2 separate regions of the Homo sapiens genome follow, and region 2 is linked to region 1. Evidence: read pairs that join two places in POLR2A ChIA-PET (ENCODE). Cell type or tissue: GM12878. All regions are shown on one strand. Each heading gives the region's core, and the rest is flanking DNA. Links, peaks and the distances in the headings are about the cores only. Region 1 overlaps TRD-AS1 (TRD antisense RNA 1). Region 2 overlaps TRD-AS1 (TRD antisense RNA 1).

Evidence for each region. Peaks named below come from ENCODE experiments on the same cell type or tissue, not always from the same donor. Only the 100,000 strongest peaks of a DNase experiment are listed, where the experiment ranks them.
Region 2: POLR2A ChIA-PET joins it to region 1 with 10 read pairs; 3 of 35 experiments call an interaction of 5 or more read pairs at or near these places.

What each region holds. Positions count from the first base shown.
Region 1 is chr14:22,384,296-22,399,573 of GRCh38, forward strand. The region is part of intron 2 of TRD-AS1 (TRD antisense RNA 1); the gene reads right to left. It also overlaps TRA. Among named protein-coding and RNA genes, the nearest start is that of TRD-AS1, 91 kb to the right of the region's middle. RefSeq lists enhancers at 1-68, 3,377-3,606, 3,715-4,215. In GM12878, for the core only: a CTCF peak has its summit at 7,740 (motif pointing right); DNase peaks (open chromatin) are centred at 6,766 and 7,756; H3K27ac peaks cover 838 bases.
Region 2 is chr14:22,450,605-22,465,882 of GRCh38, forward strand. The region is part of intron 2 of TRD-AS1 (TRD antisense RNA 1); the gene reads right to left. It also overlaps TRA, TRD, TRDJ4, TRDJ2, TRDJ3 and TRDC. Among named protein-coding and RNA genes, the nearest start is that of TRD-AS1, 25 kb to the right of the region's middle. RefSeq lists enhancers at 12,290-13,489, 13,912-14,131. In GM12878, for the core only: no CTCF peak of the experiment used is centred there; no DNase peak of the experiment used is centred there; H3K27ac peaks cover 1,146 bases.

The sequences.
Region 1 (15,278 bases), core at 4,641-12,640:
TGTGACAGTGACTGGGCTGTTCCCTTCACATGACTACCAGGGCAAGCCCTGGCCAAATCCCAGCACCTGCTGAAAGTTGAAGCTGACCACTGGAGTGATTAGATTCATGACATGTGGTGGAGGCCTGGGGAGTGGAGCTACTGGGAAAGGACACAGCTAAGGAATCTCCTCCCTCCCAGCATTGCTTGACCCTTTCACAAAGACAGTGGTAGGTAGAGGAAGAAGGAGAATTGGCCTACTCCTTCCTTTTCGCTGTATATGGTCATAGAAATTGTCAGAACTTTATATCTAGATTCAAGTTCTATCTCTAGCACAATTAGCTCTAAAACTTTGCGAACGTTACTTAACCTCCTAGGTCCTCTTTGTTCATAAAACGAGAACGTAATACATACCTTGGTTGGCTGTGAAAGTTATATGAGTCAGTGTTGTGGGGAAGTTGAAGGCATGCAGTAGATGCACAAGGAAAATTAAATTCCGTTCCCCAGTTCCTGGCTTGCAAGTTGGGGGTTAAACTCAGTTAAGCTCAGAGAAGACATGACATGACGGGGGATCAAGGGAGATGTGGGAAGCTCACGGGCTGTGGTTCCCACTGATCCACATTAGACTCCAAATGACAACACCCTCACAATCCCATGAAATTGAGCAGAATTTCTCTTCTTTCTTGTGATGTTTCCAGAAATGAAGAGAGAGGGAAGGAAGACACAGACTCTGATCTTTGGCTTCACTTTGGTTCCAAGACCTGGAGCTGATAGTGTATGGAGGGTTGCCTGTTTGTCCAGGCACTATGAATAAGACCAAGGTAATCCAGCCCAACTCTACGACACAGCTAAGCCAACAAGCAGCTGGATCTTGTGTCTCAGCACTCACAGAAATGTATAAATCATCTGATACCAACTGCTCCCCGGAAGCCTCTGTCTCCAGAATATAAATGTCCAACTACAGGACTGGCAAAGAAACCAAGCCCTGGGCAATGCCTACTATGGACCCTTATTTCTTGTGGTTTGCTAAGAAAAAAGTAGGCCCAAGGGAGAGGAGGGGGAAAACCAGGAGGGTCTAAAGTTCTTCTGACTGAAAGAAAAGACCACATCAGAGAGAAAGAAAGGAATCAGTTAAGTAATAAAAGGTTGTGAGTTGATTTATCATTCAACTAAACAAATTATCTTCCTACACAAACATTCTGAGGATTAAGTGAACAATATAATACTTTTCTGAGCTCTTTTTGATCAAATGCTTTGCTGTTAAAGGTTATATTCCTAGGGAGTTGATACTGAAGCTTCTTGTTCCTTGTCAGTAAACACAAGGAGAGGCCAACCCTCTGTAAATTTAAATTACATAAAACCTTTCCCCAAACTGTCTGGTCTCCTAACAGCCCCTTTTCACTGAACTCTGTGGTTATGGAATGTAAGTATCTTTATCACAGCAGCACAGACTTTTGAAAATTTGACATAATAGAATTTCTTCCTCACAAGGCATATCAAACACCATTGCAAACTAGTGGGATTTTTAATCAAGACTAAAGCAGAGGTCTTTTATTTGTTTGTTTGTGCTTAGATTATTTCCACATGACCAATAAAATGTTCTCTCTGACCATCATCCCTGCTGACTAGAAGTACCAGGAACCTTGTCTCACCCTCACCTCCAGAGGTAAGGGTATGAACGGACTGTGAAAAAACACAGCAGAACACTGGGGTCAGCAGAGAGAAAGCGAAAGAACCCCATGGGCAGATAATCTAAAAGCAGCAGAGAATCAACGGGAAACTAACACAAGTGCCTGAAGATGGAGACAGCAATTTTTAGTGATTTTGGCTTGTCTCTGTTCTATGAAGCTCCAACTCAGTGGCAACCTAGTGTGAAAATTTATGAAATACTTTTGGATTTATCTCTGTAATTCCAGGTCTGGCACAATATAGGTTTCTTGAATGAATAAATGGATGAACATGTCAATCAATGAATGAACAGTAATATTAAGGAGGGGAAGAAAACCATTACAGGTCAATGAATGGGTTCCTAGAAGATTCCCCTGTCTCCCATTGTCTTCCGACTCAGGGAGACAACAGCTGGAGCAGAGTGCCTAGACTTCGGGGGCTTAGGAGGCCACACATCTTAGAGAGCATTTCACCATCAACTGCAATTCCTTTGGCAGTTTGAATTATAATATTTACTTCCATGATACAGTCTTCAGCTGTTGTAACTGCTAGTGACCCTTCTCTGAATCCCTACTTCGTATGTTAGACATTTTTTATATGGAGAATTAATACAGCCTTGACTGCTATGCTTCTTTTTTACTTCCATCTCTAATAATAAGATCCTCAAGGGTCGAGACTGTCATACTCTTGTTTTTTGTGTTTACTTCACTGCATATCCTAGAGCTGAGTACATATGGAAGAATGAATCAATTAATGAAATTTATGAACACATGCTGAGGTTTAAAGAGAATATCAACTGCTTGGTTTGATGACAAAAAGCAACATCACTCTGTGTCTAGCACGTAGCCCAGAGGTGCGGGCCCCATCCTCTCGTGTGAGGAGCCCACGGTGATGCATAGGCACCTGCACCCCGTGCCTAAACCCTGCAGCTGGCACGGGCCCTGTCTGCTCTTCATTCACCGTTCTCACGAGTTGCAATAAGTTCAGCCCTCCATGTCACACTGTGTTTTCCATCCTGGGGAGTGTTTCACAGCTATCCCAAGCCCCACGCTGACGAATCACGGCCGAAAACACACTCTGATGCCAGCACAGACCACGGAGCAAATGTCAGACAAGATCAGCCTCGGAAAAGTGAGTCCTGAATTGCGATGGAAGTGGGCTTCCTCTCACAAGGACTTTGTGTGGAGATGCGCAGGTGGGCTGTTGGAAAAGACCCATGGAATTCCCTTCCTCTGGGTGCCTTTTCTGTCCCAACCTCTGGGGATTCCTCAAGAATCGGGGGGATTTCAGCACGGAGTGTGGGACTCTGTCTGCCCCAAGATCAGAGGATTCACCTTGCCTTTTGGAAAGAACTGCCCAGTGTATCAGGTTTTTATGAGTCAGTTTTAGAGTTGGGAATGCGGACAGATTTGTAAGAAAGTCCACAGAGCATATCTCTCCACAGCGGAGAAGGCTCTCGAGCCCCAGAAGGCAATATCACGGTGGCCTAGGTGGATGTCACGGGGTGAGAATCAACCCTCAGTTGCCACGAGGAATCTGAGGAGATCCAGGATTACGGTTTTTATGTAACTGTCTTACCTCTGTTTCACAAGGGCCAAAACTTCAGCCCCGTTATAAAATCAACAGATGCAGAAAAGAGACAAGTGGCCACTAGATGGCAGCAGATGGTAAGAAACGTGAGTTGCAGGCGGGCTGGGCAAGAGTTAGGCTGGAAGCCCCTCCATTTTGCTTTACATCTTTAATGAGATATGTGAAGAAAATTAGTCCCTTACATGCCAGACGCAGATGCCACAGCATATGGAGAGATGCCGCACAGCAATATTTCTCTGGTTATTAAACAGGAGGCACCTAACCAGTCATTCACTGCATCATCATGCAGAGTTATCCTTTAGGTCTCCGGATACTGTTGTTGACAAGGTAATAACAGAAGAAAGCAGTTGAGAAGACTGATGTCGGGACGTGGGCCTCTGGGCTCGTGGGACTTCACCATGCCAGGGGATGGGGCACATTGCCAGAAAATGAGGAGCAGCCCACTGGGGCCACTTTTCCGTGGCCAGGGGGACACTGTGGCTTCTGCTGCCGGGCTTAGTCCCAGCAGGCGTCTGCTGCTCTCTGGTCCCCCTGGCAGCCCTCGGGGGCTCATTTATTCAGAAGCCCCATTACCGCGAGACAATTCTGCGGTCTGACCTTTCACCACAAATCCCAAATGGGAAAGGGAGCTCTGGGAATTTTAAAGAGCAAACCACACTTGCTTCTCCAGCAAAATTGAAAAGATACAGCATAACTAGAGTGCATTCAGGTGCACATAGATAGGGAAACACGGTTTCCATGCTGCCCCAAACAAAAGGAGGGAGTCCAGTCCTGCCGACTGCAGGAAACAGCCTCACTCGGAAGACACACTTTTTCTTGGGAGAGTGTTCCCAGGTCCAGAGCAGGCAGGGATTGCGCCCACTTCCCCACTTCTCACACTTTTCTCCAACCCCACCACTCAGTCTGACTATTCCTTTATTTAATTCTTCCACACTCCCAAACCCAGGGGCTTCATAAGGCCTTCAGGGTAGCTGAGGAACAGAGAACAGATTATTCAGTCCAGGCAACTAGTCCTTGTCTCAGGCCCAACAAGAAACTGTTATCTTATTAACCTGAAAGCCCAGAACTCTCAGGACTTCTCAGAGTCACTCATGAAGCCCCTTAACAGTCCTGAAATGAAGATAAATAATACAGCCATTTTTCGTACAGAGAAACTGAGGTATAAAACTGAGATCAGCTGCAGCTCTCCTGGTCCCCATTGCTTTCCCACAGATTCAACCCTCTGAAGCATCCTCCAGTGAAAATGTAGTAGCAAGATTCACCCTACCAGGATTTCTCTCCCCCTCTTAGAAAATTACTTCCTGCGCTAGAAATCCTCACTTGTCTGTGTGACTTTAGACAACTTGCTTAACCTCTCTGTGCCTCACTTATCATCTGTAATTTGAGGGACTAGAACCAGATGATGACTAAGGCCCATTCCAGCTCACAGTCTTGTGGCTAATTTCCCAGTCCTCTGCCAGCCCTCAAAGAGAGTTGTATGGGACACTTTTTCCAGCAACAGCCAAACTCAACAGGAGCAAGCAGAATTTCCTTCTCCAATTGAGAAGCAATGGGGTGGTGGTTGGAGTCTTGTTGATGTCCTTTGTCCTCGGAGTGAGGCAAACAGTGAGGCTTCAGATGTTATTGGCACTAACAGCAGGGCCTGGAGGTGGCCACACTCTTGTGGAAGGACCATGCAGAGCTGTCCCTGTGGGCAGTGTAGGTGCATAGCCAAGACTGAGGGATGTTTTAATAACTACTTCTCAATAAGAAGTCCTATTTTATTCTGCACAGGGGTGTGGACCCAATCCAGGTCTCCCAGGAGGAATCTACTCTCACCCATAATAGGGGATTGGTTCAGCTCAGCTGCGCTCACAAAGGGCTATACAGCATGCAGCAGTACAGGCAGCTCCCCGCAGCTCCATGTGAAAATGACTCACAGCAGTTATGAACATCAAACCTCCTTTGATGTGTTCCCAGACATGAAGAACAGCCACGGGAGGAGGAGACGGACTCTGGTTGCTAGCTCTGTGGGGTGGCGCACAGAGGGCCTGGACACATCTGGTACCATCCTGAAGCTCCAGGAGAAATTCAGGCTGGGTAATTACCTAGGACTTCCTAGGATAACAGAGCTTCTTTCATCTATCTCTCTCCCTCCCTCTCACTGTCTTTCTGTCTCCAGCTACAAGGGAATTAGATTCTCCAAGGAATTACAACCTGTTTCTGTACCTTCACCTTTCCCGAGGAGATAACAATTCACATCCCTGAATAAAAGTTGTTTTATTGAGCACAAAATGAATGCACCCCCCTCGCTCAGCATCTGTGCCAATTGCCTTAAAGCTATAGACCTGGCCTCCATCAGCCAAGTGAAAGGATTTTCCTCTGTCATGGCCATTTCCAGACTCTCAGCCTTTTGAGTAGCCACATGGTACCTTGTCCTCCTAATAGGCTCTCAATGATGATTGAATACAAAGGCTCTAATTCTCTGTTGCATTGGCAGCTCCCAAGACTGGGTCGATCACAATCGTCCACAGCAGAAGACAGCGGTGCTGACGGTCAAATGAGCATCAGGGCACACAGCAGAAGGGGAGGGTCAGCCACTGTCCCTTCATGCCCATTTCAACAGAAAGCTTATTTATATGCAAGAGGTGTTCCCCTTCCAGACAGGGTTCAAGAGCACATTGGTCCCTGGAAACTTGAGCAAAGTCTTCACGGTTATAGAAGGGAGTGGCAAAGGACATGTAGGAGAGAATCAGTTCCACCCCATGCCTGCACATTTCATTTTCTGAAATGAAAAGCTCTCATACACTCACAGAGATCTGCACATACCCACACATGGAAATAGCATAAACAGCTACTCTTTACTGAGCAGTGACCACGTGTCAGGCACAATGCCTCGGGCTTCACATGCATCATCTCTAATCCTCATCGACGTTCTGGGTGTGGGAGTGAAGGCATCCCTGTTTTATGGATGAGGAACCTAAGGTCAGAAAGGCTAAGAAACTTTCTTAAGATTGAACAACTATGGTAGAAGAGCTACAATTCTAGATGGTTGGATTCCAAAGCATCATCTCTTAACCACTGTACTATGGGGCAATATGCTTATAAGCAAGTGCTTACTCTGTTGGAGGCACTGGGGTTATGAGATAGTGCAGGAAAGACATAGTTATTCACTTCGCAAAGCTTCATTTTTACCGCACACTCATGCACACAGTGCTACACACACACATGCAGAGTTACTATAACTGTGGTGTCTTCCAAGAGCCCTGTCACTAAGGTATCCTCAGTGTCGTACTCTCAGTCCTCCTGCACTTGAACCACAGTTTGAATTGTGCATAGGGTAAAGACTGAGGTCTTCTACAGAAAGGCCTAAGCTGCTTGAACTTTACAGACAATTATGTGAGCAATTCAACCTTTTATACATTATGCTGTAGTTACCCAGCTCCTGAACTAGTCATCAGGTATTTTATTTGTTTTTTAACGTGATCAGGAAGTTTCTCTGACTCATTTCTCTATCTTTGCAGAGGAACAAGGTAGGAGAGCAACAGGGGCAGGAACAGAGAGGATTTCAAGCTTGATGAAGGTTCAGTAAGTCAAGTCATAGGTCAACTAGAAGAAATAAAGCAGGGGAAGATTTGGGGTGGGGCTGAAGCTCCATTGTTTCCATGACACCATAAGATAAGTGGTGATCTAGGTGATCTAGGTGTGCAAAGGTGAAACAAAACGAAAGACGCAAACATTGTACTAGTTTCAGGTTTTGCCAAGAGCAGATTGGCTGCCAAGGCTACTTCAGCCTTGACTCATATAGATCCATGATCTGGGAGGCAAGACAGCGTCCTGCTGTGCTGGACATCTCAGTGACATTGACCCAACTGGGGGAACTCCCTGAGGTTAAGAAAACCTCCCTCCAAGGCTGAGTTAATGAACTACCTAGATGTAAGACAGGAGACTGAAAACATTTAAGTCCCAGGAAAAATGCAGACTTACCTTCTTATGACCTAGATCTCTTTGCAAATCTAATGAAAAAGGTTTGTTATGCACAAATGTTTCCCTCCAATTTTATTTCAGGAGATTTGTGCTCTTTCCTGGACTGCCCCTGAACCTGGAGGTAATAATTCTAGATCAAAGTCTCCCTAGAACCTTGAAAAGGGTGGACTGAGAAGACTGGATATACAGCTCTAGGCAACCAGTCCTCCACTGCCACCACCATGCTTTCTAATCTCCAGGGGAGCCTGGTCATCTTGCTGGACAATTGCTGTTTCTCCTGACAAAATCCAAGTTAGGAAACTGACAGGGTCTTTGTTTCTATTTCTCTCTATGCCTATCTCTCAAGGTGCCCTGTCATTAATGAATCTTAATCCTCACTTTTATTTCTCAACTCTGGCTCCCAATTTCTGTTTTCCCACCCCTCATCTGGGGGAGCCACCCGGAACCCCCTCATTAATCCACAGACAGCCATCTCAGGACTTCATGCTAAGAATTCATTGTTTCCCACTTTCCTGCATTTGAACACTGGAGGGCAATGCTGGACCAGCCAAAGCACTCTAGGTGCTCCGCTCCATCTTTGTCTCAACCTTGCCTGTCATTTCAGGAAGCAGCCTCTGGTTGGAAGCCAAAACCAAGGACCAGTGGAGCGCCCATAGGCTAGCAGAACAGCTAGGTCTATTACAGCATCTCCCCCACACGGGATCATAGGAATAAAAGGTAGCTCACGGAAAAGCACATCTGGTTTCATGGGTGACACAATCCCCTGGGAAAGAAACTGAGCGGGGTGCTTGCCTAACTGTGTCATTAACCAGAAACAATCTGTGTCTCTGACTAGGGGATGCAGATTCCTACCTGTCTTCACTCACTCAGATGTAAGCCCCTGGAGGGTAATGTCTTAGTAAGGTCTGCATTCCTGTAGCAAGCACAGTGTTTGGCAACAAATACTTGCTGGATGAATAAATGGATGAATGCGTGTATGGATACATATGTATAAAATGGAACTGGCCATTTTCAGATTTGTTGTTGTTTTCTAGCTCTTATGACACCCAAAGTTTAAATCATTAATCAGTTGCTGAGCATTCTTAGTCTTAAAGACAACTAAGGATGGTCAGGTGGTTAATTAAATCAGTGGTTGTCATTGTACAAATGTTATTTCAAACACCACTTCAAGAGTTTCAGGTCTCTTATTTTTAGGAAGTCCTTCATTGTGTCATCCATGTGTCCTCAGACCTCACCAGCCTGTGGATTACAAAATACAGACACTATTTCATTAATATTCAATTTACAAGAACCTGCGGGCTCATCATGTGGAATATTGAGTATCCGTGATGTCCCCAAGTGATTTGTGGGCATTTCATGTGCCACAGTGGGTCCCCACGGGGCTTGACAGTTCCATGGAGCCAGAGCTCTTCTTCAGGCCATCTTTCATCATCTTGTGAGACTTTTCTCCAGGCTGCTCTCCCCTCTACCTTCACCACAATGGATCCCATGTCAGGTGGACATGGTCTACTCTCTTAATCATTCAAAGCACTGCTAAATGTTTGAGGAAGAAAGAAGAGCACATTTTGAGACCCAAAACCCAACTTGAGACTCTTTCTACCTCCAGGCAGGCTTACGCATAGCAAAGACCAGCTCAAGGCGCCCGGTAGAAGTCTGCAGGCATCTCCATATCTCCAAGTGCAGAGAGCAGAGGAGATTTTTTCTTCTCAGTCCAAGACTAGTTCTTTTCCTGCCCTGGGATGATTGACAGTGAGAAAAAACATTTCCTCCAGGGAAGCGCTCTACCTGCCCCTCCACCTTCTCAGACGGGGCCCGACCTTCATGACCCCGACAAAGCAAACCTGGTGCTCAACTGTCTTATTAGATCTTCTAACACTATGTGTGTGACATCAACAGCCCTAACTAAATTCACACTTGGGAAAAATATGCCCCTCATTCTAACTAAACAGACACCATTTAATTTTCCTAACAGAACACTTACTATTTTGATGCACGACACCTGTTTTCAGTTTTATGATAACTTCATAATCTCCAATACAATGAGTGAGTGTTTATTTGAAATGAGAATAACCTCATTCTCAACTAGTTTTCTCAACAGAAGAAGAGTGCTCAAAGTTCATCTAGGGTCTTTACCTACAGAAATTCAATGCTGTCAGCAATCTTCAAGGAGCAGCTCTGCCAAAGGAAAAAGAAAGAAAGAAAAAAGGAAATCCTGCTTTTATAAGTTATCCCTATTATTAAAATTTCTAACAAATCTCTCCCTACAGTTCAAACCTAGGTCCCCAGAGTATATGGGCCTCATCCTTCTCATAAAAATGCTGTTAAAAAAAAAAGGTGTCCTTTGACACCTTTCCTGAGTGCAAACAGAGATTGAAAAAAATCATTCTAAAATAACATTTTTCTGTCACTGCCCAATGGGAGGTGAGTTGATCATAGGTGAAGCATGTCCTATTAGTATGTCTTGCTCAGGATGCCTTTGGTGTGAGTAAGGGATGGGTTTCTAGGGCAAAATCTCTGTTCTATACCCGCAAAAAACAATGTACAGAAATTTCCCTAAGAGAGGAGATTGGCAGTCAATACATAAGACTCCATAGGCAGGAAGTGTCCAGGGTCAGCTCCCTGCATTCAAATACAGACCTGCATCAGGGCTGTGATTTCCAGGTCCAAGGCTCGGTGAGTGGATAATACCTAAGGCCTGATGCCAGGCCTGATGTCCAGGTTTAACACTGATGGCAGGCCACAGACCCTCCTGTCTTGGGATTCCAAAAAGCCCAGAATCTTTCCCAGTTCCTACTGACACTAACTTTTGCCCGGGCAAGAAGTGTCTGAGATTGCTTCCCTTGAGACCATAGTCCTTTCTTATAATTCCAAAACTAAGCAGCCCTGTTTATGCTGCTGTGGCAGAGCATGGAATCTTGGTTAGTCCTTCCAAACTGCACCCATTGGGTTATCCCTGGGGAAATGATCACATTACGCTACTTTGTTGAACACTGAGGACTCCAATAAGGACTGTGAATCCCAACTATTTCTGGTGTGGGAGCCAGGGCTTTCAGGTCATTCACCAGAAATTATCCAACCAGAAAACTTTCTTTCAAGTTCTGTTCAAAGTCCAGCAGTTTGCCTACAGGATTCAGATGAGACTTCTAAGAATCATCTGTGTCTTGGATAGAGCACCCTGGCAGCCTCTTGAAAATCAATTCCCTAAGAAACCTATCTTTTAGAAATGGACCTTCACAAAGCCAGTGAGAGAATGGGAGGAGTATGTGGTTTCCAATGGGAGACATATATAGACTTTTATGTCATGAATTTCTGAAGTCAGACCGTGACAAATGTTGGTCAGAGTACAATGCACAGTTGCCCAAAGGAGGGGAAATTAGCTTGGTTCAGGAGGACTAGGAAATCCTCCCCATGGAAGTTTTAGTTAAAGTGACTTAAAGGATGAATGATTTTGACAAATGAGGGATTGGAGAAGGACATGGCGGGCAGAGGGAGTACAGCTTGAGCAATGTCCAGGAGGGATATAGAACTGTGCTTGGGGAACAGTGATCACTTGGTGAGAGTTGAGTCTGCCTGAGTTGGGGCAGTGGAGTGGTGGGAGTGGTGGGCTGTGGCTTGACTGAGAAAGCTTTTGTGAATCACATTAAGGGACTAGATTCTGTTATATGGGAAATGGGCAGAAATCACAGGCATATAAGAGGAAATGTGCTTCAAAGAGTGCTTGGAAAGATTACTATGGGTGGGAAGACTGGTTCCAAGACCGGAAACAATGAGATCAGATGTAAAGTTAATATGAAACTGAGGTAGACATTGAGAAGGATCAGAAGGACTTGGAAAGAGAAAACAGATTTAAGAAACACCTCAAAAATAGATAAATGATATGTGGGAATGAAAGAAAAGGGAGAGATTGTCTCTTCCCGACATCCTGGCTATGTACTGGAAGATTCCCTAGTTCCCAAGCCCCAAGGTCTTACCATTAGAAATCAGTCCTTACTCATTTGTCCATTAAGGCTTAAGGTGTCAATCCTTCCAGGAATGCTTTTATGTTTCTATGGTCCAAAGGCTTAATCTCCAGTGGCAGAATGCCAGGTACCAATAGAGGAGATTTGGGGGCAGTGGTCTTCTCGGGACCCTCAAAAATCATTACATAGTTGCCCACTCCTCTTATTTATAAAGCTGTTCGTGTGAATAAGCACCCAACTACTTTGTCTGTGCCCATTTGATCACTGATTGAATAAGAAATAAAAGCCAAACATCTATATTCTTTTTCTTCTCTGAATAATCTTTTCCCCTGTCTTCAGATTTGGAACAAGGAAACCCAGATCCAGGGAAAATATTCTAAATCCTTGACCTCCCTATCCAGTTGGCACCCCAGCCCAGTAAAATGGCTTCAAGTACAACATTCCCCCAACAGCAAAGACAGCCTTCCTGGGAGTCTTGGGTAGGCCTGTCCAGGGCCACCGTGCAGCACACATACATCTTCCCAACCAGCTCCACTGTCACAAACACCATCCACACTGCCATGGGCAAGCCTCTGGCCACCAATGCCACCCCACCTGCTCTGGTGTGGGCACACCTACAGCCATGCCACCAACACTCCTCGTGCACATGTCTATGGTGTATCTGTGCAGTCACAGTTGTCACCAGCTCAATTCTGTGTAACCCTAAGTCCAGGCATCTTGGGGTGAATGTCTCCTTATTCCTTTGTCCATTGTCCTGCTCTCCCTTTAAAATTGTTCATGAGTGTATTTTGCAGAAAGATATGTGATCTTGAAAGACAGAGAAGGAAAGAGATGAAGTAGGAGAGTGGCAGGGGTGGGGGTACAGATTTTGAGAAAGGCAAGAAAAAAGAAAGGATCCTTGACCTCCATCAGTCCCAACTCCCAAAATAAGACTGGCCCTAAAGATAGCTTATTATTTATCCCAAATTAAAATTTTATGGCTCTGCAATCATTGTGTACACAGTGAAAAGAAAACCATCACACAAAAGATGCAGTTATCCTCACAGTGGGAACAATAGCAGCCAAGCTGATTCTGCTCCAAGAATAGAATAACAGTGCTAAGTCAGGAACTCCAAAACTTTGTCAACAAATAGAATAATTTCTTGGTGGGAAAATGGCTATGAAAGAAGGTGGGCAGGAAAGCAACCTTCTGACTCTTGAACTTGGCATGGGTTGCCAGGGAAAATTCCAGCCTTGGTCCCTCCATAGTGAGCTCACAACCAGCTCTGCTGACTGGGGAAAAGTCCTGCCTGAATATGCACAGACTCCAGAAGGCCCTCACCTTACCCTTGCCCAGAATCATATACAGAATCTAACAGGCTGTACCTGCTTCTCTTGCCTAAAGTTATGCATCATTACCAGATTTCCAGCTCCATGATGGCAGAAATTTCAGCTGATTTTTTTTTCCATTGTATCCTCAGCATTCAGCAGAAGGTTTGTATATACTTGGCACTCAATAAACACTTGCTGAATGAACGGTTGATTGATTAATCAATTAATTGATTAATTTAAAATGAGCAAAATACTTTCTCCCTGTCTGGCTTCTGAAGAGTGAGTCTGAGTACTAGAAACTGTCAGATAGGCAATAGAAGCCACAGTCCACTTGGAAAAATGACTGTTTCTACCTTTGCTCATCCTTCTGGGCATCTTAGATTCCTGAAATTCAGGAACAAGGACCCAAGAGATCATGACCCACCAAGTGTCTTTCAACAAAAGACTATTTTCCTGGCTGTTTCCTTTCAGAGAATAAGCCTCCTGGGGCTGATAAGCGAATGGCACCATATGCTGAAAACACAGGCCCTGAGTGGCAGAGGGCACCAGAGCCTCCTCTGAGGAGCCTGTTGGATTGCAGCCTTTCAACAAATCTGAGTGTGTCTTTTGATAGCATCAGCATCAACCACCCCCAAGGACCTCTTTCTTTTATTGCTTCAGCAATGAAGCAGCCACATGGCTGTTGTAGATAAGGTGGCCCAAGTGCATTGTGCATGCAATGTAGGCTGCTGGTGCACAGCACTGAGAATCGCAGACACGCCGTGTACCAGCTTCTCTACACTGCGTTGCCCTTCCTCTGTAAGTGGCCCCCAGGTAAACGGGTGTGATTCCCCACCACTTCTCATTTCTCATTTTCTATCATTTTTTTCTTTGCCAGATGGCTCCTGCAAGACTGAAATCACACAGCCTTCCAACATGGCCACAATGATTGGGACAGATGTCAAGTTCCAACGCTAATATAACATTCCTGATGGGAATTATGATTCTTTGTGCTGGCATCTGCAAAGAGCTAACCAAAGGTTTACCTATATCTGCTATCCTTTCAAGGCACCCTGGAATCAGAGCACTGCTAGTTGTCTGTGGACAGAAAATTGTTCTCCAGAACCCGAATCCTTAAGCATGTGCAGCCAAGAGACTGAGCCATTTACTGCTGTGCACTGTGGGCACCATGATGCATGCTGGATATCACACTGAACAAACACTGTAAGCCTCAAGCAGCCTCAACACAGAAAATTCAAAAGATCCACCAACAACACACAGGGTGTTTAGTGTCATCTTAAACTTGCATCTTGAATGCATCATCGATTCATTCATTCCAAACTAAAAGTCCCTTAAGGCTTTCAAATTGATGTACTGAGTATTGTGAAGGATACCAACATATATAACAAACACTTCTCAAATAATAAAATGTATTCAGCAGGTACAATCTCCTCACTTTTATGTTGCTAAACCATGAGAAATTAAAATTAAATCCTGTATAATTACTTGAATCTTCCAGCTGACAAATAAAAGTAGTCTTTGATACACAGAAGGACAAATGAATTGCACACACATACAAAATTAAGGCCAGCAATTAACATCTTAATGACATACCCTTAACTTACCAACATTTCTAAAAGCCTGAAAAAATATTAAATATCTATGTATACATGATATGTACAGTAAATTTATAGATAGATGATAGATGAATGGATACATAGACAGGCAAGCTGTAAGAAGCATCATAAAAGGACTGAGCTCAAGTTCAGACTTTAAAGCCAGACTTCTTGAGTTTTGAATTCCAGACCTTCCATTTACTGACTCAATAGCTATGTGACCTTGGGCAATTTACTTTTTGCCTTGCTTTCCTCATCTATAAAATAATGATTACAATAACACCTACCTCAGGGGATTGTTGCAGGAATTAAGTGACCTATAGCACATGTTACTGTATTCAGAGCAAAGCTTGGAACATGAAAAGCACTCAGTGAGTATTAACTACTTTTGCTTTTGAGTGTGATAATATCCTGAGGATGATTACTAAATTTCCCCTGTGTTGGGCTGGGTTGAGCCTTTAGGAAGTTGTTGATAAGAAATGTCAGTCTCTTGAACAATTAAACATTATTTTCTACATTAGTATCCTATCTAGTAAGAAGTAAATATCAATGGAAATTCAGAGAAATACAATTCAAAAGGCCTTCAGGACCTTTTTCCTGGATGGCAATAAATTATTGAGGGCTTCCTATGTAGAAAAAAAAAAAACAGAGGAAAGTAATTTCTGCTTGACCATCATAAAATAAGCAAATATAGGCTTTGCGAGATATTAAAATACAACAGTAACCCCACTCATTAAATGAATAGAATAGTGGAATAATGTATAAATTTAAAGCCAAAAGTAAAATTAAAGTTGTTTATGCACATATTTTTGAAGTAAAATATTTGTTCTATCAACATAAAAGGCATAGTAGATGACCTGAAAAAGTTTCCACCTCCAAGAAGATAACAAATCAAGTCAAAGTCACAGTATGCCTGACGTTGTGTCATCCTCAAAAACTGGGAAGTCAGGATCAGTCCAAGACTCCAGAAGTGAGGAGGCTCTAAAAGACACCTCCACTTCAGCCTCTGCTTATTCAAGGCCCCAGCCATGGAAACTCGATGGTGTGAACTGCTGAGCTGAGAACTGGGGGTAAGTGAGGACTGTCTTCTCTGTTTTCTTTTCTGAAGACGCAGGGTCTCCTGCTAATTCGGATTCTGTGTTTTATTCATTAGTGGGAACACAAATCCCCTGCTATCTTGCTAGCTTTCTCATTTGCAGCCAACATATGGG
Region 2 (15,278 bases), core at 4,401-12,400, 66 kb after region 1:
TGTTGCGATATTTCTCTTTAGAAGAAAATAACCTGTTTCAGACATTTGTTTCTAATTGTTTGAGCTGCAAATGAAAACTAGGTTACTAGTGAGAAATATGGGACATTCTGGTTCCCACTGAGACCAGATTCCAAGCAGGACAAAGTGAATGTGTAGTGCTTCCAACTAAGAAATGCTTTGAAGTCTCCAGGACACAGCCAGGAGAGTTCCCTACCACTCACCAGTGTTCATCGTTTTTGCAAAGAGTATATGGTGCCAGTCACTTATTAACAGTTATGCAAGAATCAATGCTAAGGTTGTTGAAGGATTGTGCTCAACACAGAAGGCATCTTTGGTGTCCTTTCAATGACATTTGAATTCGACCGTGTCTTGCTAAAAAATAAAATAAAATAAGACAGTGGTCTCCACCTGGCAGCAGATTCCAGTTAGATAGTACATATTAATCTTAAGTAAGAAAATGTAATAAACCAATACAAAAACCCATTTCGAAGGTCCTAGGGAAGTCTAGCAATAGGGGTCAGTGGTCCCAAATCTGCCCAACCAGCTGTTGGAAAAGAAACAGCATGCCCTGCCCTGGCTGGGACTTTGGCACTCAGCTCAGGTTTTTCAAGGTAAAAGAAGGCTCTAGAGAGATAGGGTGGTGATGGTGGGCTCTTCTCAGAGACCAAATGGGGACAAAGCAGTTCCAGGCATATGCAGGCAAGGAGGCTGAGGAAGGGGAAGGACAGGCATGAGCAACCCAAGACCTCACACACTGCAGGGAGAAAAGGGGCAGGGGCCCTGCCGTCAGGGAGAAAGACACCCAAAGTTGTGCTAGTGGAGTCAGTGCAGAGATGTTCAGACTTTTTTAAAAAATCAACATCTTAGTAAGATTTTGAAATTTTAACTAATTTGGGCCTTTGCCTTTAGACCTTATTATCCTTAAAATTTTCACTAAAATAAGTTTATCCACAATTCCAACAAAGCTAAAGACTGATTATCCTAATTTCCCTTTGTTTGCCAAGTAAGGGATGAATTAAGTTCCTCTGTTTACCCATTTACTTGGTCCATATTTCCCTAACTGCGGAGTGCACAGCACATATTTTCAGATGGAGAGACGTTCTTTTTATTTGCATGGATCTATCTTTTAATGGCTATCAGAATAGTACAACTAGGCTATCAAACCCATGTGATTTCAAGTTTCCTTTTAATTATATTTTAAGTTAAAAAGTGAATAAATTTTTTTAAATTATTAAGCAAATTATGACAGATGACTATGACCAAAAAAGCGGGGGAGATGTGCTTAATTGAAGTTTGGGAAGTGCTGAACTTCATATTGGTGCATTTCATCAGCCTTTGAAGTGAAAAAGTAAGGGGTATCCAGAGGGGGCACAACCTAGAATATCTTTGAATGGCAGCTTCTATTTTTAAGCTACCAACATTGGATTAAAGAGACTGCACTGCAAACCCAGGGCCTTTATCTTCTCAGAAGCCTTTTGATGCTTTTTTTTTCCTTGGGAGCTTCTTTCAAGTTCTTACTTACGGAGCTCCTGGGTAGCACAAAACTAACAGAACAGGTCTATACAAACCCACAGCTGTAGATCCCACACTTTAGTCCTCTGGATACAGTAAACCTGGAGAGACCACTTAGCTTCGTAAAACAGAACAGAGAAACAGGACAAAACAGCATGGAATAAAGTAATGGAAACGTGTACTTCTATGGTAACAACAGCGGCAGTGGGGAAAAGAGGCATGGTCGTTGGGAACATCTGCGTGGAAGTGGGCCATGTGATGGACTTTGAATGCAATCTATTATTGTATGTCACAATTATGTAACTACCACTTTTTGAGTGCCTACCATTTATTAGGCCACTGGGCTAAGTCCTTTAATGATTATCACTTCACTCAGTCCTCACTACGATCATGTGGAATTGAGGTACCATGACTTGCGTTTTATGGATCAGGAAACTGAATCTTAAAGGGGTTCCTCAAGATCACACAGCTTAGTAAAGTCATCATTTGAATCACCTGCTTGATGCCAGCATCTGTGCTCTTAAGAAGTCTGCTCTTCCATCAGGGCTGCAGCTAGACTAGGGCATGTGTGGAGGTTTTTCCTGCCTGGCCCAGCCTCTGCCTCAGGTCTCTAATGAGCTCCTTTTCAAGCTGAATCAGAAACAACAGTTATGCCACTTCCCTTCCAGTGCCATCCCCATCACTTCTCTCACCAAGGAAGAACTTCTGAACCCCCGCCAAAACCAGTTACCCAAAGCAGCATTCCCCTTCCCCAGGAGGAGCCAGGTGAGGCCCATCTCTCACATTACACCCCTGGAGACCCAGGGTCCCTAAATACAGAAAGGTCCAGACGATGATCAGAGCATCACTCTTTCCCTCAAGAAAAGGAGTCCACATAATTCTGGCCTCATCAAAATGTTTCTCAGATTCCAAAAGATGACCTTCCCATTCCTCCAGGCCCACTAGCCCTTGGCCTGGCATCTGGCACTCCCTCTCACTCCCAGTCAGCATCTCCCAGAACAGAGCCTTTGCACCTGCAAGTCCTTCCACCTGGAGCCATTTTCTCCCAGGGACTCACACAGTTTTCTCCCTCCCCTCCTCCAGGTCTCCACTCAAATGTCATTTCCAGTGAATCCTTTCCCTACCACCTCATGTCACTCTGAAGACCCCTTTCCCTGCTTTATTTATAGCCCTCATGTCTACTTGAATCTTTATATGCTCGTTTACTGTCTGTTTCCCTTGCTCTGTGAGAGAAAGGACTTTGAGTTGTTTCTTACTGCACCTATAAGTACACTGAAAGCACTAAACAAACATTTGTTGAATGAGTGAATGAATAAATAAAGGAATGAATGAATCAGAGAAAAAGTCAGCTATGGTATAAAGCAAAAGAAAAGAAAAATGAAGGGAAGCTGGTAACCTACAGAGCCGAGCCTGAGTCCTGGCTCTGCAACCCATCACAGGTCTCTGCCACGAAGTGCCAGGCACTGTTCTGGGTGCCAGGGAATCGACATGAACAAAGCAGGCATGAACTTCTGCCATATTGGAGCTTATTTTCTAATGGCAAAAGACAGATGGTAAACTAAATAAATAAATAAAAAATATATACAGTGCGTTAGGGTGGTAATAAGCCCTGAGAAGAAAAATAAAGCCGGGAAGGAGAATAAAGAGGACTAGTGGGAGGGACCAGCATGCAGTTTTAAACAGAAGAGTCACAGAAGGTCTCACTGGAAAGGTGACAGTGGAGCAGAGACCCGAGGAGGTGGTAAAGTGAGGCATGCAGACCTCTGGAGAGAGAGCACTTCCAGGCAGAGGGGACACAGGGCTGCCTGGGGTGTGTGGCTGGAGGAGGGGAGGGAGTGATGGGGAGAGAATGTGAAAATGAGGTCAGATTGGTGATGGGTTGGGGAGAGGGTGGCTTGTAGGCCACTGTAAGGACTACTGCTTTTGGATTCGAAAGGGAAGATTGGGGAGTAGAATGGAAGTCACACGTAACCTAGAGAAAAGATCTAGAGAGACAGAAACCTGAATACCAGTCCTAACCCACGGCCCTAAGAAGTGGGCACCCTCTTCATATCACATAACACCAAAAAATAGCTTCTGTTCTTTTTCAGCAACCTGTCCCAACAATCCTTCCTGCTTGGGAGCTCTGTTCTTAGTGCAATTACATTCCCCACGCTTCTAGTAAAATGTATCTTCTCTGAGTTTAGCCCTAATAAACATTCTAATAATTACATCGAGTCTCTCTAGTTCACAGATGCTGTATCTAATCTTATAACCTATAATACGGAAGATGTTATCCTCACTTCGTAGAGAAACCAGATAAAGCTCAGTGAGTTTAAGGAACTTGGCCAAGATTACACACTTGGAAAGGGACAGAGTCAAAACTAGGTTTTGGATCTTCTGACATCCTTCTACTTTACAACGACTAGGAACCACCCTTCATGTTAGTGATTCTCCAACTATCATCTACAGTCTTTTAAGGATTGTAAACTGATCCGAAAAATCCATATTCCCTCCTTGGTTTTTATGAGTGACATACAGGCAATCTCATAGATTCTGATGTTCACGTATAACAGAAATTAATTTAACTGTCACTTCTAAGTGTGAGAGTGTCATTGAAGCTTGCTAAAATTTGATATGCATGAATGTGTTATTAAAATGGATGGAAAAACTTAATTCTATTTTGTACTAAGCAGTTTGGCTGCTGCACAATACTTGGCAATGATGCAAAACTCTCAGATATGAAATAAATTTCCCCTAAAAGGTTGGAATGCATGGTATATATAACCTGCTAGGTCCCTGCCTCACCTAAGTGTAGCCCGAAGGTGGAGAACCACTGCTCTATGACCAACGTTCCACCCTTCTTTCCTCTTGATCAAACCAAAAAACATCTTTCCAGTCTATATTCATTCTCTCTTATTTGAGCACAAATTCTGTCAGATTGTAATATGGGCAAAAGCTTGGATTTCTATTTGATGCTAGAGTCACCTCTTGTTCCATCCTGAAGGACAACCTCTAAGACGGAGGAGAAGAGGCTAGGCCAGATGGGACAGAAAATCACATGGGATGAATATCATGTGACTTGGCAACTGGGGCTAGGGTTGCCGTAAAGGGAAAAGCAAGGTAGTTTTTGGATTAGGTATGTCAGCTGTGCCAGACCCCTGATCTTTGGCAAAGGAACCTATCTGGAGGTACAACAACGTAAGTAACCTACTTTTCCTTCTTATGACCACTATGTTTGGCAATTACATTTGTTAAATATTTTTCTAAGTCACCAGGTTAGGAAGCAGTGCTCCAGTAGGTAATATAGCAAGGGATGGCTTGAGGAACAGGAACTGAGTTTCCGATAAAATCCAGGATGGCGTCTGTGCTTCAGTGAGCCGTCTTGATCCATTGTCCTTCCTAGAGAGTTTCTATTCCCTCTACCTGGCTCCAGAAAGCTACCCTCCTCAACATCTATGCATCCACCATGTACAGATCTAGGCCACCACTGTGATCAGACTCACATGACAGCACTTCGGGGGGTGGACACAAGGTGAAATGAGGAGCACGCTGAACCAGTAAATCAGAGGCCAAGTTCCAATCTGTCCAATGCATTAACTGACAATGCATTAGCTGACAAACTCTGTGACTTAACTGCACTGAACTATAGTTTCCCTATAGTTAGATGAAGGATTTCCAAGCTGTCTTCCAGCCCTTGCCCACTATGATCCTGATTATCCCCAGACCAATTCTTATGAACAATTGGGAGGAAAAGCAAGGAAGCCCAATGGTGTGACTGTCCTATTACCCAGTAGGAATTCTGTGATTTAATGGAAAAAAAAAAAAAGGCACTGGAAAGGGAGTGAAAACTCTCCCTATGCATCCCTTAATTAGCCCTTGTGTGATCACAGAGGTTTGGAAAAATGATGCCTTGAGGCTCCTTTCAGTCCTACCATCTATTACTCTGGTTCAGGGGCTGGAAACTGGAAATTGAGTGAAGCCCAACTCAGCCACTCACTTAACCACCTTTACAGTGCCTTTGTCTGTGAGATGGATCTAAAAATATCACCTCATAGAGTTTATTTCAATAACTTTGTTGAAGTAGTATAAACACCAGCTGTTTAAGTAGGAAAGTATTTATACAAATCATAGTCATCTGTGATTATTATAGTCCTTTGGATAGACCCCAAGTCTTTTGCATCAATGGCTCTTGCTCCAACCATTGTGTCCTTCCACCTCTCGCTGAGGCACAGTCCTGTTGTGATTGATTTAGTTGAGGCTTGTTGTTACGTTTCTGCCTACAACGGCCATTTGGCAATTCTCAGCAAAATATGTGAAAATGTTATCCTGAAGCAAGATCTGGGAGTAAGAGATGGCAGGTTGAGGAGATAATAGCAGAAAATCTAAGGACTTGCCTAAGTGTCAAAACTCAGAAGATAGCAGACATCAAAAAAGCTGCCAAAATATAATGCTCAGATCTCAGAAACCCTTGCAAAGCTCTGTCTCCAGCTACACCCATTCTGCTCCACCCACCCACTTCCAAACAGATGAATTAGACTGACAGGGAGCAAATAGGTAGCAAGGTTTTTCGTAATGATGCCTGTGGTAGTGCTTTGACAGCACAACTCTTCTTTGGAAAGGGAACACAACTCATCGTGGAACCAGGTAAGTTATGCATTTTACTACAGCTCAGTGTGTATATTTCTTTAGGGTTGTTGTAGCGTAGTCCTGAATGAATGGGGCTTCTTGGGAAGTAAAGAGTTCCAAATTAGAAACCCATTGTTTGTTGCAAACAGTAGGGGTAAAATTTGGGAGCAAATGCATTAGATTTCTCTTAAGAAAATATTCTGTATATGCTTGGAAACTCCATTCTGAGGCTTGGTATTCATAAGTTTTTTACAACTACTGAAAAAAAGCCCTAGGTCAGGCTTTTAGTTTTGGGCTCCCTAGAACCAGGAAAAAGGCAAGCTGTGGTTGAGGAGGGTCTCTCCAGTATTTATGAGGGATAAAAGTCATGGTCACAGTGTAGGAAGAGGGAAGGTTAGAAAGAAAAAAGTATTACGAAAGAAGGAGTTTTAAAAAGAGGATCTTTCTCTCCTCTCTCTCTCTCTCTCTCTCTCTCTCTCTCTGGATAAGAAGCCAATCTTGCCCTTGTCACTTTTTTCTGAACTTGCATTAAACCAACATAAATGGTTCAGATTAAATGGTTCTCAAGGTCCCATCCTGGCCTGGGTCTGCTGAGAGCAGTTATGAGCTCACCTCTCCTGTTAGCCCTGAAACTGGGAACTTTGCACAATGGTTCAGGAGCCTGTATCCAATGTAGAAACACAGCCACCAACTCCAGGACAATAGAGAAGTCGTGGTCCCCTACTGGAGACATTGTCTACTGGTAGCCTACTCCAATGTTTGGAAATCCAGGGGCTATATTCTGGTAGTTTGGGTAGCTGCCAACAGTCAATCACTAAGACCAGTCCAGAGAATAGCCTTCAGACACCTTCCAAAATGCCAAGTCCATTGGGAGAGCCATTACCTCTTACATGATTAGGTATTGATTTTGTTTATTCAGAGGAAATAAATAAGTAGGGAATGGTACATGAATGTGGCTAGGCTATCTGACCAAAAGTCCAAAAAGTGACTGGTGCTGTCAACATGGTCTCTGCCTCTCAGAGAATAATATAAACTTATAGGGATTCTCCACTGCCTGTTGCCTCCAGGGAAATGGTAGAATTTGGTGAGTTTTCTTATCTTTGAGGGGAGAGAGACTAGAGCACTGAAAAGGAGGGAAACAGAATCATGTCGTAGCTGATTGTAGTCTGATTGATGTTTAGCAAATTGCATCTGAGCAAAAACTACTGTGTTTCATTTTCCCCTAAAATCATTTCCACTTGAAATTTGGAATTATCTGCAGTGTTAGAATCAAATCTTTGAGGCTGTGCCTTTGGGAGTCTTAGGGAAGAAGGAAATTGATGAAACTGATGCTTAGCCCCTCTGCCAGGATGCTGACCATGCTCCCCGATGACACTCCATTCGCTTCTCTGGTTTTCTTCTCCTGCAGTGGTGAAATGTAATATGATGATGTGAAGCTCAGGTAGGGGATGTGAAAATTTTCAAATCAAACCCCAAGTCCTTAAAGCTTTGACAGTGAATAATGGCCCTACACAACTGTCATTCTCTTTTGCCTGGCTCTAGCCCAACGATCTTGATTTTTGGTGATGAGGCAGAGTAATTCACATGGTCTTTATGTTACATTGCACATGATGACTATATACTCCTGAAACTTATATCTGGATCCAGAGTCAGGAGAAATTATAAAACAAAAATAAGCAATGCAAAGCAAGCACTGGCTTCTCTGACCTGTGTCCATGACACACAGCACCAGTGGGCTCCCTGAGCAGTGACCAATTTCTTGTTCAACCCTCAGGTCCTTAGAAAGCCTTTCGCCAAGCTCAGGGAATTAGAAAGCAGGTTCGTTATTATTGTGAGACTCAGTCTGAGTGATGGGGGAAATTAGGTTTCTAATCAAAATTCTGTACTTGTGACCCAAGAGAATGGAACCAGAGTATAATAAGAATGGAAACTCTTTCTATAACCCTCCTCTCCTCAACCTAACATTTGTTGTAAGAAAGGTCAAGTTAAGTGCCCCATCCCTACCCTCAAGCTATTGTGTTCTTCTTGGATGCCCCTCTCAATAAACTGGAAGTTAGATTTTCCATCATGAAGGCAGCTATTTGTCACCTGCCACCCTCTTCTCTTGCTCTGTCTCAGCCCTGCCCTAGTATCTCTTGGATGGGGATATCACCCTCACATCTCTATCAAGCAGTTCAACTATTATTAGCTTCAAAGGGAACTGAGACTCTGTGTACTCAGCCCCTTGGTCTCATCAAGAGCAGCTTTGTAGTTCTCTGAGCTGTGGGGTCTCTAGGCTGAGAACTGAGGCTGGGGAGGCAGGGCACAGATGTTACAGCTCAGGCCCCAGGGCCAGCTCCAGGCTAGTTACCTGTGAGGCACTGTCATAATGTGCTCCTGGGACACCCGACAGATGTTTTTCGGAACTGGCATCAAACTCTTCGTGGAGCCCCGTGAGTTGATCTTTTTCCTATATTTCTGGGATAATTTGAGTCCTGGCACTGGGGCTGCAATCCAGTTTGCATTATAAATTATAACTAGTAAATGAAATTATAACAAGGAGACAGAGTATTACAGATGTGAAATAGGCCAGAGTGAACACACTAGACTGAGTCACTTAAGTAGCTCTGTAACTCTATTTATTTTAATATATATACTCTATATTAAAACAATAGCTCCCATTTATTTCTGAAATCTTCAGAGCAGCCCAAAAAACACAAAGAAATCTAGAAGAACTACACTAAGAGTTGGAGCATTCAGGTGCAAGGGAGACAGTGGGAGGGATACTTCAGCCCCAATTCCTCAGGAAGCTGCTTCATCTCTGCACATCCCTTTGGCTAAGCTAACTAGTATGCGTGCCTCCTTGCAAACTGAAAACAAGTGTCCTACAGCTTGGAAGATTCTGGAGAAAGGTAGTTAGCATGGTCAGAGTAATTAGGTAGAACAAACTTTTATTTCAGGGTTTAAGTTAAATCCCATATTGGCAGAAAGTCTTGAAATTCTGAGTGACATTTATTACAGTTGTTGCAATTCTTAGGGGATCAGTAGGACTAGCTATGAGAATCTAAAACATAGGTGACTTCTAAGTTTATAAATTAAGAAAGACTGTTCAGGAATGGTACACACTTTTTTGGTATTGTTTACCAGCACATAAACTTAGCAATGTATTGGTGTTCATAAAAAGAGAAAGTCTGACAATAAAGCAATTTTCCAAAGAAATAACACTTGAAACACATGTTGCAATGTAATTATATTTGTGGACTAAGAAAAAAAGACTACAAGTTCTTCAAAGATAAACGATTAAATCTTTAATCTAAATTCTGGACTACAATTTCATACAGCTTCACGTCTGGGTTTAAGTCAAATACAAAATAGACTAGGATGCATATGGCAACTATATTGAGTGCACTCCAGTTTTTAAAAAGGTTTAATTCAGTCAGACACCCATTTCTTTGGTTACCAAGATGCCAAACAATGGATTCTATAAGACACTTTCTTTCAAACAATCGTTTTGAAAATATAAACATTAATGTAGAAAGAGGGATTCAGAAAAATGTTTTATCAAATCAATGTATTATGCTCTATCTGAAATGCTGACTAACAGAGTCAGAGCACAATATCATAAGTGCATGACCTTCTTCAGACATCTGTCTTTTCAGTTATATTGTATTATTCAAATTACTCAAACCCAATCTCCCCAGCCCAAAGTGATGATTTGACAACTGCCTGATGAATTTAGCTTTTAAAATTCTAGCAAGCCTTAATTATCCAACTAAATCAGACCAGGATTAAGAGATACTCTTAAATAAACAAGGAGATAGGGTGTTTATTTTATGGACAAGTTTCTTTTGTAACTTGTAACTCCCTTGAAAGTCAGCCAGAGTATGTCTCAAACCAAAGTCAAGATAGTGAGCAAGAAGTGTTGCACTTATGAAGGGAGGTGAGTGAGCAATGCATGTGGTTTCCAACCGTTAATGCTAGAGTTATCACTTTCTGTTATCAAGTGGCTTCAGCTATGCAAGGAAACCAAACAGGGGAAGTTTTCTCAAGCAGGTTGAAAGCAGGTTCCAAGAAAGCCCTTTGAAAAATGTCTAATCCTTTCAATTGTCTAGAACTAAAGCCAAAAACATAAGGAACCAGATTCTTAGGAATAAGTTTCCTGCCCTGAGTGACTGAAACAGAATCAGTCTTTTAGTTGAGCTTCTCAGCAGAGGAAACGGGGAGAATGATGATGGTAGTGATGGGGGGTTTCTCTGAATAGTTGATTTTCTAGGAAAACCATGATCAACTTTGGTCCATTTACAAAGCCGTGATCAGCAGAAACTTCCTGACTAGCAATCGCCCCCTCTCAACCAGATATAACCAGTTGATCTGGCAGTAGCTCTGCTGCTGTGAACCTCACAGCTGAAGCCCAAATTCAGATTCAGGATAAAGCATTAGAAAAATTATTTATTTTTATACAGAAAATTAGCCAGGTGTGGTGGTGTGCACCTGTGGTCCCAGCTACTCGGAAGACTGAGGCTGGAGGAGAGTCTGAGCCAGGAGGCAGAGGTTGCAATGAGTTGATATTGGGCCACTTCACTCCAACCTGGGTGGAAAAGACCCTGTCTCAAAAAAAAAAAAAAAAAAGGAAAAGGAAAATTACTTATTTTCCATTTACACATTCATTACCAACTTTCTGTTCAGCAACACCTAATGTCTTGATTATAGACCATAGTAGGTAAAAGTACACTGGAATTCAATGTATTTTTCATTTGATATCAAGAAGCAAAATTCACCTAAGTTTCAAATACTAAGGGCCAAATTTACAGGAGCAATTAATATTAAAAGTCAGCATTAAATTTAGGATTGAAAAATGTATCTTGATCATCATTCACAGGTTGGTTGTGTTTCTTGGTTTCAGGTATTAACAGGGCTCTTTCTTTAACAGTTATTTGAAGATAGCCTAAGAATTTAAGTCCCCATGGACACAACATTTATCACAATTCAAAAACTTCAGTGAGGCACTGTGTGAAAGAATCATCACTACCTCTCTCAAAGCTTCAAGACTTGTGGTCTTAAGGAAAGAAAAGTATGCATGTACAGGGTGGTAGTCCAAAGTGAGGCACAAAAGAAGAGAAGGCCAGGAGGGAAGCCAATCCTGGGACCAACATTCCACAGTTCCTCTTAGATTAAAACAAGAATGAACGGGCTTCAATTGGTTTTATTTCTTTAAGGACTTCCTGAAAATGATCATTGTTATCCTCTGATTAAAGACTCAAAGGAAACTATACAGTAGTCAGTCCCCTACAGAAGAATGAGTATTCACCTAAAGGCAGAAACATGTACCACCTACCTTCAGCAGATCCCTTTCCACCCTTTCCAGCAGATCTGGAAGGGATGGCACCCTTCCGGGACCCCAACACTGCCATCCTCAGAACCTCTGAGCCAGTTATGCAGTCCTTCTCAGACCCTCGATTCTTTAAGTGACAGAATGCATAGCATGAGCACCTGCCCTGATCTACCATCCAAGGGCCCATGCATTTACAAAAAACCAACTGGTGCAGAGAGATATTCAGCCTGACCTAGATTGTCCAGAGGATTGATTAATAAAACACAGATAATCGGCTGGATGCAGTGGTTCACACCTGTAATTCCAGCACTTTGGGAGGCCAAGGTGGGCGGATCACCTGAGGTCGGGAGTTCGAGACCAGCCTGACCAACATGGAGAAACCCCATCTCTACTAAAAATAAAAAAAATTAGCTGGGCATGGTGATGCATGCCTGTAATCCCAGCTACTCGGGAGGCTGAGGCAGGAGAATCACTTGAACCCGGGAGGCGGAGGTTGCAGTGAGCCGAGATTGCACCATTGCACTCCAGCCTGGGCAACAAGAGTGAAACTCTATCTCAAAAAAAAAGAAAAAGAAAAAAAAGAAAGAAAAAGAAAAAAGCCACAGATAATCGAAACCCAGATGATCCAGAAACTTCTTTGTAGTTGTCATTTTCCATCTGTGCTTCCAGCCCTATCTCCTAGCAGCTCCTAACTGGAAGTCAAACTTACTGCCTTTCATTTCTGCTCCCCTTGCCTGTCCTTTCACAGAGGTGGTAATAAGCCCAGGTCACTAACAGGATGCATGGAGGTCTGGATTGTAGTGTTTGGCTCCAGGGTAATCGAGGTAATCACCACTGTTTAACCCCCACAAAGTTGTGAATAATCATCTCACCTAATAAGTTGATTATATTTGCAGGAAGTCAGCCTCATACCAAACCATCCGTTTTTGTCATGAAAAATGGAACAAATGTCGCTTGTCTGGTGAAGGAATTCTACCCCAAGGATATAAGAATAAATCTCGTGTCATCCAAGAAGATAACAGAGTTTGATCCTGCTATTGTCATCTCTCCCAGTGGGAAGTACAATGCTGTCAAGCTTGGTAAATATGAAGATTCAAATTCAGTGACATGTTCAGTTCAACACGACAATAAAACTGTGCACTCCACTGACTTTGAAGTGAAGACAGATTCTACAGGTAGGCCATTTCTAGCTTCAAGGAGCTGGAGATTATGGGGAACAAGAATTGGGTGAAAGGGAAGTTAGAGATGTAACTGTGGACAAATCATTCTCAGTATAGCATCATGCTGGAAATAAGACTTAGGCCCAACTATAGCCTGCCATTGGCAGGGGAGGGAAATGCTTGTCATCCCTAAGATGGAATCTAAAATAAAGCCCATCTTATTTCTTCCTCATCTCTCCTCTTTACCTACCACTGTCCCCTTCATACTAGACTCTGGGATTGAAAGTCCTCGTGCATTCTAATCCAGTGCTAAATTCCAACAAAGGGCAATGCGGCCTATTGTGGGGCTAAGAATCCTAGTTCTTCCCGCATATTGGTGTGCCTGGATGTTGACCTCATGGTACAATGAAAAAGGCTAGAATGGGAAGCATGTTGTATAATTAGCTATGTGACCTTCACCAAGTCACATCCTCTGGTCCTCAGTTCACTCACCCAAAGTCTCCTCCAGTTTTAAAAGCCTACAATCCTGTGAGCCTCTTCATTCCCAATGTAACCCTGACCACTGCTGTTTGTTCCAGATCACGTAAAACCAAAGGAAACTGAAAACACAAAGCAACCTTCAAAGAGCTGCCATAAACCCAAAGGTTAGTTCAAATCAAAGGGCCAACTTCAGAATCAAGGGTTAAAGCAAACTCTGTAATTGTCCACTGGGGCCAAAATGTATCAGATTTCAAAAGAAAACACAAACCATGCTGAGCCCAGTTGGTTCTGCAGAGCCTCTGACTCTCCCAGCAAGGCTTACCTGGCTGTCGGCATCGGTTTCCCAAGCTTGCCTGGCTGGGTGTCAGCAGCAGCCTAAGGTCTCTGACGGCTATCTGGCACCATGCTGGACTTGCAGGCCAGAAAGAACTAGGCAGACTTGGGGCAGGCTAATATCAGTGTTGCAGGCCCAATTTCTGGAAGGGAATTTAATCTCTCCCTGAAGCCACCCTCTTCACTCTTTTTCAGCCATAGTTCATACCGAGAAGGTGAACATGATGTCCCTCACAGTGCTTGGGCTACGAATGCTGTTTGCAAAGACTGTTGCCGTCAATTTTCTCTTGACTGCCAAGTTATTTTTCTTGTAAGGTAAGAATTAGCCGCTTCTTATTCCTATCTCTACCCACACCATGCTGCACATGGGGAAAGGGGATTTAGAAATGGCTAAGAAACCAAGAAGCATTGGAAAGGGAAAATAGAGACATACTTAGAATTAATAAGGTAGGCTATCTCAGCTACTCAGCAAAACAGCACCCCATTTCCTGTTATCCTTTCATTTTGAGTCAGACTGAAACCCATTAGGTAGTATAATGTACTATTTTTCTAATATACCAGAGAATAACCCTCACTTTCACTCCAGGGAGAAAACTGAAGATAAATAAGGAGAATTCATCTTCTTTACTGCTATTTTGTTCATCGACCAAGAGACCATGGGTTATTTGCAAGGCCATAAGTAAAGCTTTGCCTGAAGACTATCCAGAGGAAGCAGAACCTATCTTTGTCCTGATAAAGGGAATGCCAGCTCACACTCCTTAATCATAGGACCAGCCTGTCTATGTGTGGATCAGCCTGTCTTTGGGATGAACCTACACACAGCATTAGTAGTGAACAGCTCACTATTAGCTACTCAGGATGCATACACAGTTAGGTTTGAGATGTCAATTATTTGCCTGTTACTTGCATTCCGTTCTCAGGTAATCTCATACACGAAATTGAAACCAGGGCCTGGGTTTGCGTGTGAGGCTTCTCCCCCTCACTCCTTCTCCAATACTCACAAATGCTCATCAACCCCAGCTTCTGTTCTAGGAACAACCCTAGACTCAGAGTACTTGACTGATCTGACCCAGACAGTAAACATACCCAGTCATCTCAAAAAGGGGGTCCAGCTCACCTGTTATTTTACTAACAGTCCCAGGGACACAGGCAGTGTGGCTGGGTAAAAAGAGAGCTATACTAAGAGTCAGAAGATCTGGGTTTTATCCTGATTTTGACACTAACTTACATGTTACCTTAGCCAGGTTTCTTCATCTCTCTGGGCCTGGGTTTTTGCATCTGCAAAACAAATGAGTTAAAAAAAATAATAACCAAAGGAGAACAAAAGAGTCTCATGACTTGTGCCAACACTGATAGCTGAACTAGCTGAGCTATTGCCATGTGTACATGGAAAGTGAGCCACAATAGATTAGTGATGTCTGCAATGGTACAGTATAGCAAGTACCGGCCAACCCCAGACTACATGACCCCTACGATTCCTTCTAGCACTGGCAGTCTATTCTATAACAACTTTCTTCACTGCAGGCTGACTGGCATGAGGAAGCTACACTCCTGAAGAAACCAAAGGCTTACAAAAATGCATCTCCTTGGCTTCTGACTTCTTTGTGATTCAAGTTGACCTGTCATAGCCTTGTTAAAATGGCTGCTAGCCAAACCACTTTTTCTTCAAAGACAACAAACCCAGCTCATCCTCCAGCTTGATGGGAAGACAAAAGTCCTGGGGAAGGGGGGTTTATGTCCTAACTGCTTTGTATGCTGTTTTATAAAGGGATAGAAGGATATAAAAAGATATAGGACTCTTTTTTTACTCCTACAAGTGATACACTTTGAAAATGATGTTTTGTTCCTTTTGACTTTCTTTACCTTTTGAAGTA